2 separate regions of the Homo sapiens genome follow, and region 1 is linked to region 2. A link is a contact called in ENCODE Hi-C or POLR2A ChIA-PET data. All regions are on one chromosome and are shown on one strand. The core of a region is the stretch at or near the end of the contact, and the rest is flanking DNA. Distances in the headings are between cores, read along the strand shown. Region 1 overlaps LOC105374287 (a long non-coding RNA gene). Region 2 has its middle 52 kb from the start of LINC02038.

What was found. Hi-C counts contacts between places; a loop is a spot of excess contacts on that map. ChIA-PET counts read pairs that join two places held with the same protein, here RNA polymerase II (POLR2A). Pooled maps may share reads with other maps.
Region 1: a pooled map shows a loop between it and region 2 (2.4-fold over the local background). The contact joins two enhancer-like sites. A Hi-C loop is called at or near these places in 2 of 168 maps with a recorded cell type or tissue (PC-9 and ovary), 1 of 37 single-sample maps with no recorded cell type and 1 of 50 pooled maps. POLR2A ChIA-PET finds 5 or more read pairs at or near these places in 1 of 52 experiments (activated CD4-positive, alpha-beta T cell).

Annotation. Positions count from the first base shown.
Region 1 is chr3:193,926,090-193,931,701 of GRCh38, forward strand. LOC105374287 (a long non-coding RNA gene) reads right to left here. Exons shown (of 2, transcript XR_007096293.1): 2 at 3,264-5,612. Among named protein-coding and RNA genes, the nearest start is that of LINC02026, 75 kb to the right of the region's middle. Within about 2 kb of position 2,947, at least 4 of the 41 ENCODE cell types and tissues checked have a DNase peak (open chromatin) inside an H3K27ac peak, as active enhancers do.
Region 2 is chr3:193,893,132-193,898,339 of GRCh38, forward strand. No RefSeq gene overlaps it. Among named protein-coding and RNA genes, the nearest start is that of LINC02038, 52 kb to the left of the region's middle. Within about 2 kb of position 1,485, at least 10 of the 41 ENCODE cell types and tissues checked have a DNase peak (open chromatin) inside an H3K27ac peak, as active enhancers do.

The DNA of each region.
Region 1 (5,612 bases), core at 1,697-4,196, 34 kb after region 2:
AACTGGGTGCTTTCTGACCCATCTAGCCATAAAATGGGTCATGCACAGCAGCATTCCATCAGCCAATGGAAGTGGTATATATGTGATCGGGCTCGAGCAGGTCCTGAAGGCACAAGTAAGTTACATGAGGAAGTGGCTCAAATGCCCATGGTCTCCACCCCTGCCACCCTGCTTTCTCTTCCCCAGCCTGCACTGATGGCCTCATGGGGAGTTCCCTGTAATCAGTTGACAGAGGAAGAGAAGACTAGGGCCTGGTTCACAGATGGTTCTGCATGATATGCAGGCACTATCCGAAAGTGGACAGCTGCAGCACTACAGCCCCTTTCTAGGACATCCCTGAAGGATAGAGGTGAAGGGAGATCTTCCCAGTGGGCAGAAGTTCGAGCAGTGCACCTGGTTGTGCACTTTGCATGGCAGGAGAAGTGGCCAGATGTGAGATTATATACTGATTCATGGGCTGTAGCCAATGGTTTGACTGGATGGTCAGGGACTTGGAAGAAGCATGATTGGAAAATTGGTGACGAAGAAATTTGGGGAAAAGACATGTGGATGGACCTTCTGAGTGGTCAAAACCGTGAAGATATTTGCATCCCATGTGAGTGCTCACCAGTGGGTGACCTCAGCAGAGGAGGATTTTAATAATCAAGTGGATAGGATGACCCGTTCTGTGGACACCACTCAGCCTCTTTCCCCAGCCACCCCGTCATCGCCCAATGGGCCCATGAACAAAGTGGCCATGGTGGCAGGGATGGAGGTTACACATGGGGTCAGCAACATGGACTTCCAGTCACCAAAGCTGACCTGGCTACGGCCACTGCTGAGTGGCCACCAGTAGAGACCAACAGTGAGCCCTCGATATGACACTATTCCTGAGGGTGATCAGCCAGCTACCTGGTGGCAGGTTGATTATATTGGACTTCTTCCATCATGGAAAGGGCAGAGGTTTGCCCTCACTGGAATAGACATTTACTGTGGATATGCGTTTGCCTATTCTGCATGCAATGCCTCTGCCAAGACTAGCATCCGTGGGCTCACAGAATGCCTTAGCCACTGTCATGGTATTCCACACAACATTGCCTCTGACCAAGGCACTCACTTTGTGGCTAAAGAAGTGTGGCAGTGGGCTCATGCTCATGGAATTCACTGGTCTTACCATGTTCCCCATCATCCTGAAGCAACTGGATTGATAGAATGGTGGAATGGCCTTTTGAAGTCTCAATTACAATGCCAACTAGATGACAATACTTTGCAGGGCTGAGACAAAGTTCTCCAGAAGGCCCTGTATGCTCTGAATCAGCGTCCTATATATATATGGTACTGTTTCTCCCATGGCCAGGATTCATGGGTCCAAGAATCAAGGTGCAGAAGTAGAAGTGGCACCACTCACCATCACCCCTAGTGATCCACTAGCAAAATTTCTGCTTCCTGTTCCCACGACATTACATTTTGCTGGCCTAGAGGTCCTAGTTCCAGAGGGAGGAAAGCTGCCACCAGGAGATACAACAACGATTTCATTAAACTGGAAGTTAAGATTGCCACCTGGACACTTTGGGCTCCTCCTACCTTTAGGTCAACAGGCTAAGAAGGGAATTACAGTGTTGGCTGAGATGATTGACCCAGATTATCAAGTTGAAATCAGCCTACTACTCCATAACGGAGGTAAGGAAGAGTATGCATGGAATACAGGAGAACCATTAGGGCATCTCTTGATATTACCATCCTCTGTGATTAAGGTCAATAGGAAACTACAACAGCCTAATCCAGGCAGGACTACACATGGCCCAGACCTCTCAGGAATGAAGGTTTGGGTCGCTCCACCAGGGAAAAAACCACAACCTGCTGAGGTGCTTGCTGAAGGCAAAGGGAATACAGAATGGGTAGTAGAAGAAGGTGGTCATTGATACCAGCTATGACCACGTGACCAGCTGCAGAAACAGGGACTGTAATTGTCATGAGTATTTCCTCTTCCCTTCTTTTGCTAAAAATATGTTTGTCCAGGTATATGCTTGTACTAAGAAAATATCTTTATTTTATTTCCTTTTCCTTTATCATGTGACATAAGATTTATTGACTTCATATCAGCATTTAAGTATTGTTAACTTTATGTAATAGTATTTGGGTTGGGGATTGGTGCATTTATCATTGTACCAATGATAGTCGTATTATGTTAGGTATAATTATGACCTTATTATTTTCTTTATTTGAAGATTATGTGTGATCTCATGAGATGTGTATGAGTTCAAGTTGACCAGGGGTGGACTTGTGATGGTTAATGCTGAGTGTCAACTTGATTGGATTGAAGCATACAAAGTATTGTTCCTGGGCGTGTCTGTGAGGATGTTGCCAAAAGAGATTAACTTTTGAGTCAGTGGACTGGAGAAGGCAGATCTACCCTTAATCTGGTGGGCAAAATCTAATCAGCTTCTAGCAAATACAAAGCAGGCAGGAAAACATGAAAAGGAGAGACGGGCCTGGCCTCCCAGCCTACTTTCTTCCATGCTGGTTGCTTCCTGTCTTCGAACATCGGACTCCAAGTTCTTCAGTTTTGGGACTTGGACTATCTCTCCTTGCTCCTCAGCTTGCAGACAGCCTATTGTGGGACCCTGTGATCATGTAACTTAATACCTAATAAACTCCCCTTTATGTATATATGTCCTGTTAGTTCTGTCCCTCTAGAGACCCCTGACTAATACAGGTGGTCAGGAAGGTGACATTTGAATAAAAAGCATGAGTCATGTTAGTATCTGGGGAAGACTGTTCCAGGCAGAGAGGACAGCAGATGCAAAGCTCAGAGGCAGGAGCATCCCCAGCATGCCTGAAGAACAGGAAGAGGGCTGCTGTGGCTGGTTAAAATGAGGGAGGAAGAATTTAGGAGATAGTAACCCCAGACTTTTGGCTCCCGGAGCTAGTCACTAAGAAGAGGTGGGAGTGAAGCATCTAATACTCTCATCCTGAGAGGCTGCTGGGAGGAGCTGCTATTGCTAAAATCTTGAGCTTCTTGAATAAAGCGCATTGTGTTTTAGAAAGGAGAAAACTATGACTCATTCAACTGTGTAGTTAGTGACCTGCTTTTCATGAGCTCCCAGGAAACGCTCTGCACCCAAACCAAGTCAGTTCTGCTCTCCAGAGATTGTTTGATTTGTGTTATTCAAGAGAATTATTTTTCCTTCCTGTCAACTTACAAGGAAGAAATGTCTCAGCACTGGTATAGTGTCAAAGACTTAACAATTGGATATCTGGGGAAAAATACAGATAGGTACATAGACAGATAGACATAAGTTTATTGTAAACTTTACTAATATAAAGAACATGTACAACACAATTTAAAAATAATAACACACAATACTTGTATTAGGGTTCTCCAGAGAAGCAATAGGGAGATTTTGATATATAAGATGGGATTTACTGTAGGAATTGCCTCACACTCAGTTACGGAGGCTGAGAAGTCCCAAGATATGCTGTCTGCAAGCTGCAGAACCAAGAAAGCCAGTGGCGTCGTTCAGTCTGAGTCTGAAGGGCTTAGAATCAGGGTGTAACTCCAAGTCTTGAGAGCAGGGCTGGGATGTAGGGAGTAGAAATGGGGGGTGCGAGGGTGCTAGTGTAAGTCCTGGCATTTGAAGTCCTGAAAGCCAGGAGCTCTGATGTCTAAGGGCGGGAGAAGGTGATGTTTCAGCTCAAGAAGAGAAGGAGAATTTGCTCCTCTTCTTTCTTTTTGTTTTCTTGAGGAGGGCTCTCAGTGGATTGGGTGATGTCTACCACACTGGTGAAAGTGAATCGTTTTTACTCCATCTAAGAATTTACATGTTCATCTCTTCCAGAAGCACCCTCACAGACACACCCAGAAAAAATGATTTGCCAGCTATCTGGGTATCACTACACCCAGTCACTTTGACACATAAAATTACCCATCGTAATACCATTTACGGTAAATTTTATACAGCCAAGTGAGACTCACAAAAGGCTTTCATTGATTGCTGCTGAAACTTTGAATATGTAGCCAATCTATGTGAGCAGCTGACAAACAGCTGGAGCTCTGGCATGAATGTTGGTTGATATTTTCATTTAAGTGAATACGTAAGACAGAAGTGAAACAATAAAGGTATGTAGGAAGTTTACTCTTTCATCAATGATATGCAGCTTCTTTGCAGAATTGGGTAATAGTTTTTGAGTACTAGAAGAATACTTCCTCAACTTTTTGTGCTATTCACCATGTAATGGCATGGACAAAACATACTGTTAAATTTAATCTGCATTATTAATATTTTTCCATCATGTTCTTAAGTCAAGATACCAGCAAAACAATGAATCACCCTCAGGTTTCTAGCACTTGTCCATTTCCGTAGTGTAAATACTCACACCACAACTGATGTCACATGACCAACACGACATCACTGAATGCAGCTGAGAAGAGATGGACACCATTCTGCAGTGTCTCCGTCTGCCATGTAGCTACCATAGCTGCTAATAACCTCAAGAGTATGTGTAATGGTAGAATATAGTAAAATAATCTGGAAGCAATGAGTTTTGAGTATTCGTTTCCTTTTCATTTTTTAATTAATTAATTTACTCACCTACTTTGAGAGATGGGGTCTTGCTATATTGCCCGAACTCCTAGGTGCAAATGATCCTCCCGCCTCAGCCTCTACCGAGTTAATGGGGACTACATGCATGCCTTTGTTTCCTTTTTGAGGATATAATTTATTTAATTATAAATCCATAAAATTTAATTTTAATAATGGCTGTATTTAACAACTGACCCACAAAACTTCTAAAATTTTAACAATTGTCTCTCTTGAGCTGGTTGTAAACCAGCTCCAGTGCACCCCTGTGTCTTAGTGGTGTCCTGTCCTGTCTTCACAGCTGATTTTGAAGTTTCAGGCTCTTTGCCTCTTTCATCCTTTCTAAAGGCAGTGGTGTGAAATAGACAATTAAGGCCTAGGAGGGATCCACAACAGTACCTCATCTAGATACCAGAGCATCACAGAAGACTTAGCAATGTAGCACAGACACATGAATACTTAAATTCTGACCTATTGCTAGTAATAGGTATACACATAGCACATCAATGATGCTGGAACAGATTGAAGAGGTCACTTTAATTCAGCCTCTCACCCTCCTTAATAAATGCCCTCCTTCTGTAACCCCATCATACAATCTGTTATTAACCTATACAGAATAATTTTTAAAAATGGCCAGTCATGGTGGCTCATGCCTGTAATCCCAGCACTTTGGGAGGCTGAGGTGGGAGGATTGCTTGAGGCCAGGAGTTCATGACAAGCCTGGGCAACATAGCAAGACCCTATCTCTACAAAAAATTTAAAAAACAATTAAAAAATTTATGAAGAATAATAAAAATAAAATAGCACCATGGTATTTTGAGAATAAAGTAATTAGTAAACCATGTACTCTCTCCCTCTATTTGACAGGGATCCCAACAGAGTATGCTCTATACTATTGGTATGATCATTTGGAGGATAATACACACTGACAAGCTAGTAAAACTATATATGGACTCTGTCTCACCTTAAACCCTTAGCTTATAGAAATATACTAGCTGTACACATAATAACATCTATATATGGCCAGGAGTGGTGGCTCACACCTGTAATCCC
Region 2 (5,208 bases), core at 235-2,734:
CTTTAAGAGATCTTCCGTATCCCAAGGTCATAAATTATTCTCTTGCCTTTTCTTCCTTGGCTTCTTTTATAGTGTTATAATTTTATCTTTCCCATAATGGTTTTTTTTTTTTTTTTTTGAGACGGAGTCTCGCTCTGTTGCCCAGGCCAGAGTGCAGTGGCATGATCTTGGCTCACTGCAAGCTCCACCTCCCGGGTTCACGCCATTCTCCTGCCTCAGCCTCCCGAGTAGCTGGGACTACAGGTGCCCGCCACCACGCCCAGCTAATTTTTTTGTATTTTTAGTAGAGACGGGGTTTCACCATGTTAGCCAGGATGGTCTTGATCTCCTGACCTCGTGATCCGCCCGCCTGGGCCTCTCGAAGTGCTGGGATTACAGGCCTGACCCACGGCGCCCGGCCATATTGGTTTTTTAATCCATCCAAAATTCACCTTGTGGTCGGGCATAGCAGCTTATGCCTGTAATCCCAGCACTTCAGGACACTGAGGGAAGAGGATCATTTGAGACTGGGAGTTCGAGACTAGCCTGGGAAACATAGCAAGACCCTGTCTCTAAAAATATATACAAAAATTAGCCAGGCATTGTAGCTTGTGCCTGTAGTCCCAGCTACTCCAGAGGCTGAGCTTCTCTTGAGCCCAGGAGGTTGAGGCAGCAGTGAACCGAGATCACACCACTGCACTCCACCAGCCTGGGTGGCAGAGCGAGATTCTGTCTCAAAAAAATAAAAGTCACCTTTTGCATAGCATAAGGCAGAGATTCTAACCTTCTATTGTTTTCAAAGAGTGACCCATATTCTCATCACCATCTGATCACTTTCCATTTTATTAATATATGTAGAAAAGTCAGGCCCTCCTCATTGTGATAGAATTAAACCTCTGTGATAAACAACCTGAATTCATGATCTAAATAGTATAAGTGAGGTTTGACTAAATGGGATTATACAAGATGAAACAGGGAGACTACCGTGTGTTTCAAGTCCCCTCACTGGCTGGTTTCCTGCACTTCATGCAACTCCCTTTGTCTCTTATGACACAGGCCAAGGCTCTTGACTCTTGCCAAGTCTACCTCTGGCCTCCCCAAAGGGCCCCTCCCTCCAGATGCTGCCCCATGCAGAGTGCTCAGGCTGGGCCACTTCCTCCTTCCCTGGGCCACACTCATCTCTCTGAAGCCTGCTCGTGGGAACCTCTCCAGGCCCAACCCTTTCAATGCTTCATTAGCACTGAAATCTGTGCTGGGCCCTAAGCGTCCAGGGCTCATTACGCTTAGCCTGCTGGGACGTATGTGTGTGTGTTGGGTGGAGGCTCCTAAATATTTCCTGCTTTTGACAGTTACAAAACCTTTTCACATTCTCACTCATGAAACTTATGCAGCAGGCAGAGCAGTAAATATTTCTCCCATTGGCAAATGAGAAAACTGAGACTCTGAAGACTTTAAATCTCTTGAAATGTAGGCAATTTGCCCAAGGTCACGCGGCCAGAGAAGGAATGGCTGGGACTGAACGGCGGCTCTTCAGGTTCTAGGTCCAGTGGTCACTCAGGAAGCCACAGTCTCTCAATACAGGCCCTGGATCCGCCTTCATAATTACACGGATTGTTCCTCAAGGGCAAGGCAGGGCTTGAGCCTCCAGAAAGCACTTGCATCACCCTGGTCCAAATGAATGGCAGGCATGGTGGCCATTGCACTTGGAGCCTAGCCTCAAACTCCTCCCTTTTTGCTTGAGGCACTTACACTCTGTCTAGCCACAGAGCATGAGCCCTCTGGTAAGATGGAATATATTATTTTTTACAGCATTAATCACAGCTATATTAGACCACCCTTTGTGTGACTAGCATTTAATACCTGCCTCCTTCACAAGTTCCGTCAGGGCAAGGGCACTATCTGTCTTGTTTATAACTATATCCTATGTGCCCAGTTCTGTACTCAATACATATTTGTGGAATGCATGAATGAACGTATGAATGAATGAGTGAGAGAGAGAATGTTTTCTGTACATTCTCAGCCACTGTCTGGGCCCCTGGCTGAATGAACCAAGCACCTGTGTTAGCAATGCTGCCACATACCCGACACCTCTACCACCCAAAACTCTTAACTACAGTGCACCCCTTCCAGGGGGCACCTGCATCTGCCACACACCTTTAGGTTCAGCATGAAGGATAGTTTGCGGTCTGGCCCAGACACCAGTACTATCATAAGGATGTTTCCTCCAGCCCAAGTTTGGCCTGATCCCTGCCTGCCCTCTCCTGCTGGCCCTCCTCCTGCAACTCTGCATCCCAGGACACCCCGTGTCCAAGACCTCCCAATTAGGGCCCTCCTCTGTGCCGCCTTCTACGATCCAGCCCCATGGTCTGCAGAAAACAGACTCTCAATAGCTGATGACAAATAATGAGTTCTTTATTCCTCCTGGGAAGCCAATTTCTCATCTGTCCCATAGATCTGAATGGAAAACACAGATGATTGGTAAGTAGGAAAAAATGCTTCTCACTTCCAGCAATGTGCCCAACCCTGCCTGTGTTCAGAAATGTCAGCCATCAGAGAACAACACATCTGTGGTAAACAACATTTCTGGAATGATTGCTCTAGGAAGAAGCATGGCCCTAAGTACTCCATCGGATGTGAGCCTGGTCAGGAGAACCACTAGAATACTCTCCTAGAGCACCCAGGTCCTGCCTGAGTGAGCTTTTTGTTACATGGATAAGCCAAATATTAAAACACATATAGGAATACATAAACACACACACACACACACACACACACCCTGAATTGATTTAGTATGCAGTATGGTATGGGGCAAGGGTTTTAGAGTCAGAGAAATGTTTAAATTCTGTCTCTAGTTTATCCTAAGTAGCTTATCTGGGCAAGCTACTTCTCTGAATTTGTTTTCTCATCTATAAACTGGGGTAATAATACCTCATAAGGTCGTTGCAAGAATTGAGATAGATAAATAAAACTCCATCGATGTAGTAAAGGGCAGAGAAGCAGTGGCTGTGATTCATATCAGTCATATTTCAAAAGCTGAGTATGTAGATGTTAGGCAAATGTAGAATAAAGACGGCGGGGGAGAAATCTTGGGAGAGGTAAGGTCAAAGCAAGGTTTTGGAGAAAAGGAAGAAAATGGTTTGAAAGAGAGAAGGGAAGAGGGTGTTTGAGTCAGAAAAGAAGGCCGGGGAAGACACAGGGAGGAGGGAGGTCAGCTCTAGTCCTGGATCTAGTTGTGGTCACCGCCAAATAGTCCCAGGAGGCAGTCTTGCATTTCCTCAAGATCTTATACGGTCACTGGTTTTTTTCTTGAACTTTCCACTGAAGTAGACTTAGACCTTCTGCCCAGCAACCTGAGACTCTGGGGAGATGCCAGCATGACTTGTGGGGAGACCCCTGCCCTCGAACATACTCTCCAACCCAGCCATCATCTTACCCTGCTCAGGGACTCTATGGGATGAACGTCGTTAGTGAGGCCGGTGAGGGACACACACATTCCTAAAGCTCACTTTGGAAGGCAAGTCTCATCTTGTCTCTTGTCTTTTCATTTTAACAAGCTAGAGGGAATCTTGCTGTGCTCCGAAGTCTCTCTTGTCTGGGGGAGAAAATAATACTAAAGTGCTCACTATTCAAAATGAAATCCTTAAACACAACATGAGTGTCACCTGGAGCTCGTTTGCAATTCTGATTTCAGGGCCCCACTCGAGACCAACTGGATCAGCATCTCTGGGGGTAGGACCCAAGAATCAATGTTTTAACAGGCTCTCCAGGTGATTCTTATGCACATTGAAGTTTGAGAAGCACGGATTTAAGGAACAGTGTAGATAAGTCAGCCTCTCTTGAGTTCACTTGCTTCAGTCTAGAAAGTTTAGGTGACTTTCTAGACCTGGGAACAGGAAGTTCATTCTAACACTCAATTGTGAAAGCCATCATTTCAAAATATAGAAGATTTCTGGAGACTCCCACATGGACCAACCAGGAATAATCATAACATAAATTGAGCTTAAAAATATAGCTATTTGGACTGACCTACTTTATCAGCTTATTTGATTGCAGGCAAAAGAAATAGAATCTTGCTATCTTAAGCACAGAAGGAATTTAGGAGAAGATACAGGACTGCTTACAGAATCTGAATCAGAATCAGAAGAATCAGTCTCAGAAAAGCCAGGAACCAAGGCAGGACCTAGGTAAAGAAACTACTGGAAACTACTGGAAAATCTGGATAAGGAGCTGTTGCGGTGCTTAATTGACTATCACAGCTTTCTGGAGCGGCCTCTGCCTATCTGAGATGCAGATTCCCGAGGGAGAATCCGATTGGCCATGGCACGGTCACGTGCTAAGCCCTGGTCAGTGCAAAGCCGGAAACCTTGAGGGATGGTGCTAGCGCCCGTCCAAGGCTGTACACAGTAGGTGCTGGATGGTTCCTCCGAGCAAAATCAGGCACAGCTCCCAGGCATGAGGGGATGGAGCCAACAGGCAAAACAGTGGATGCTCCCTGCCTCCCCTGGCTAGCTGAGTATAACTGGACATCAGCAGGAGAAATACAGATGTGGAAGCCTTCAGAGAGATGAAAGGAAATGTGAAAGTTTTCTTAGAGTGGCTGGGGGAGTTCAAAGGCTAGGAAAAACAGAATGGAGACAACAGTATGATTGGGTGTAGTTGTGAAGGCCAAAGAGGATGGCCTGAGGTAATGACTTCAAGAAGCCCAGCTCCTGGAAGCTGACAGGGTCAGATGCTCTGTGTGCCCCTGTGGGAGGGAGGGAGGTGCAGATTCAAAGAGATGTCTGTGAGAGAAAGTCAAGGAGAGGCAGAGAGTGCAGGCGTCCGGCCTCCCTAACACACGCCTGTAATCTGAGCACACAGAAAGAGAGGACAAGCTCTTCCTCAGAAGCACGGTGCGGAGGTGCTGGGGTGGGCGGCTGGAGAGCCGGGAAGGCGGGCTATCATCGGCATTCGGGTTAAGAGTGCATGCAATGTGACAGCAAGGACCTAAAAGAGACACCAGTGCCAGGAGAGAGGAAGGAAGGAAGGAAGGAAGGAAGGAAGGAAGGAAGGAAGGAAGGAAGGAAGGAAGGAAGGAAGGAAGGAAGGAGATTTCATAGCACTACATGTATCTATATTGTACAACTAAATATAGAAAAAGAAACACATTTCTTTGTGGTATTTGCTCATTTTTATATAGTAGGTACTTTTAATGTACATAGCAGGAATTTATCTATCATTGTTTAATGA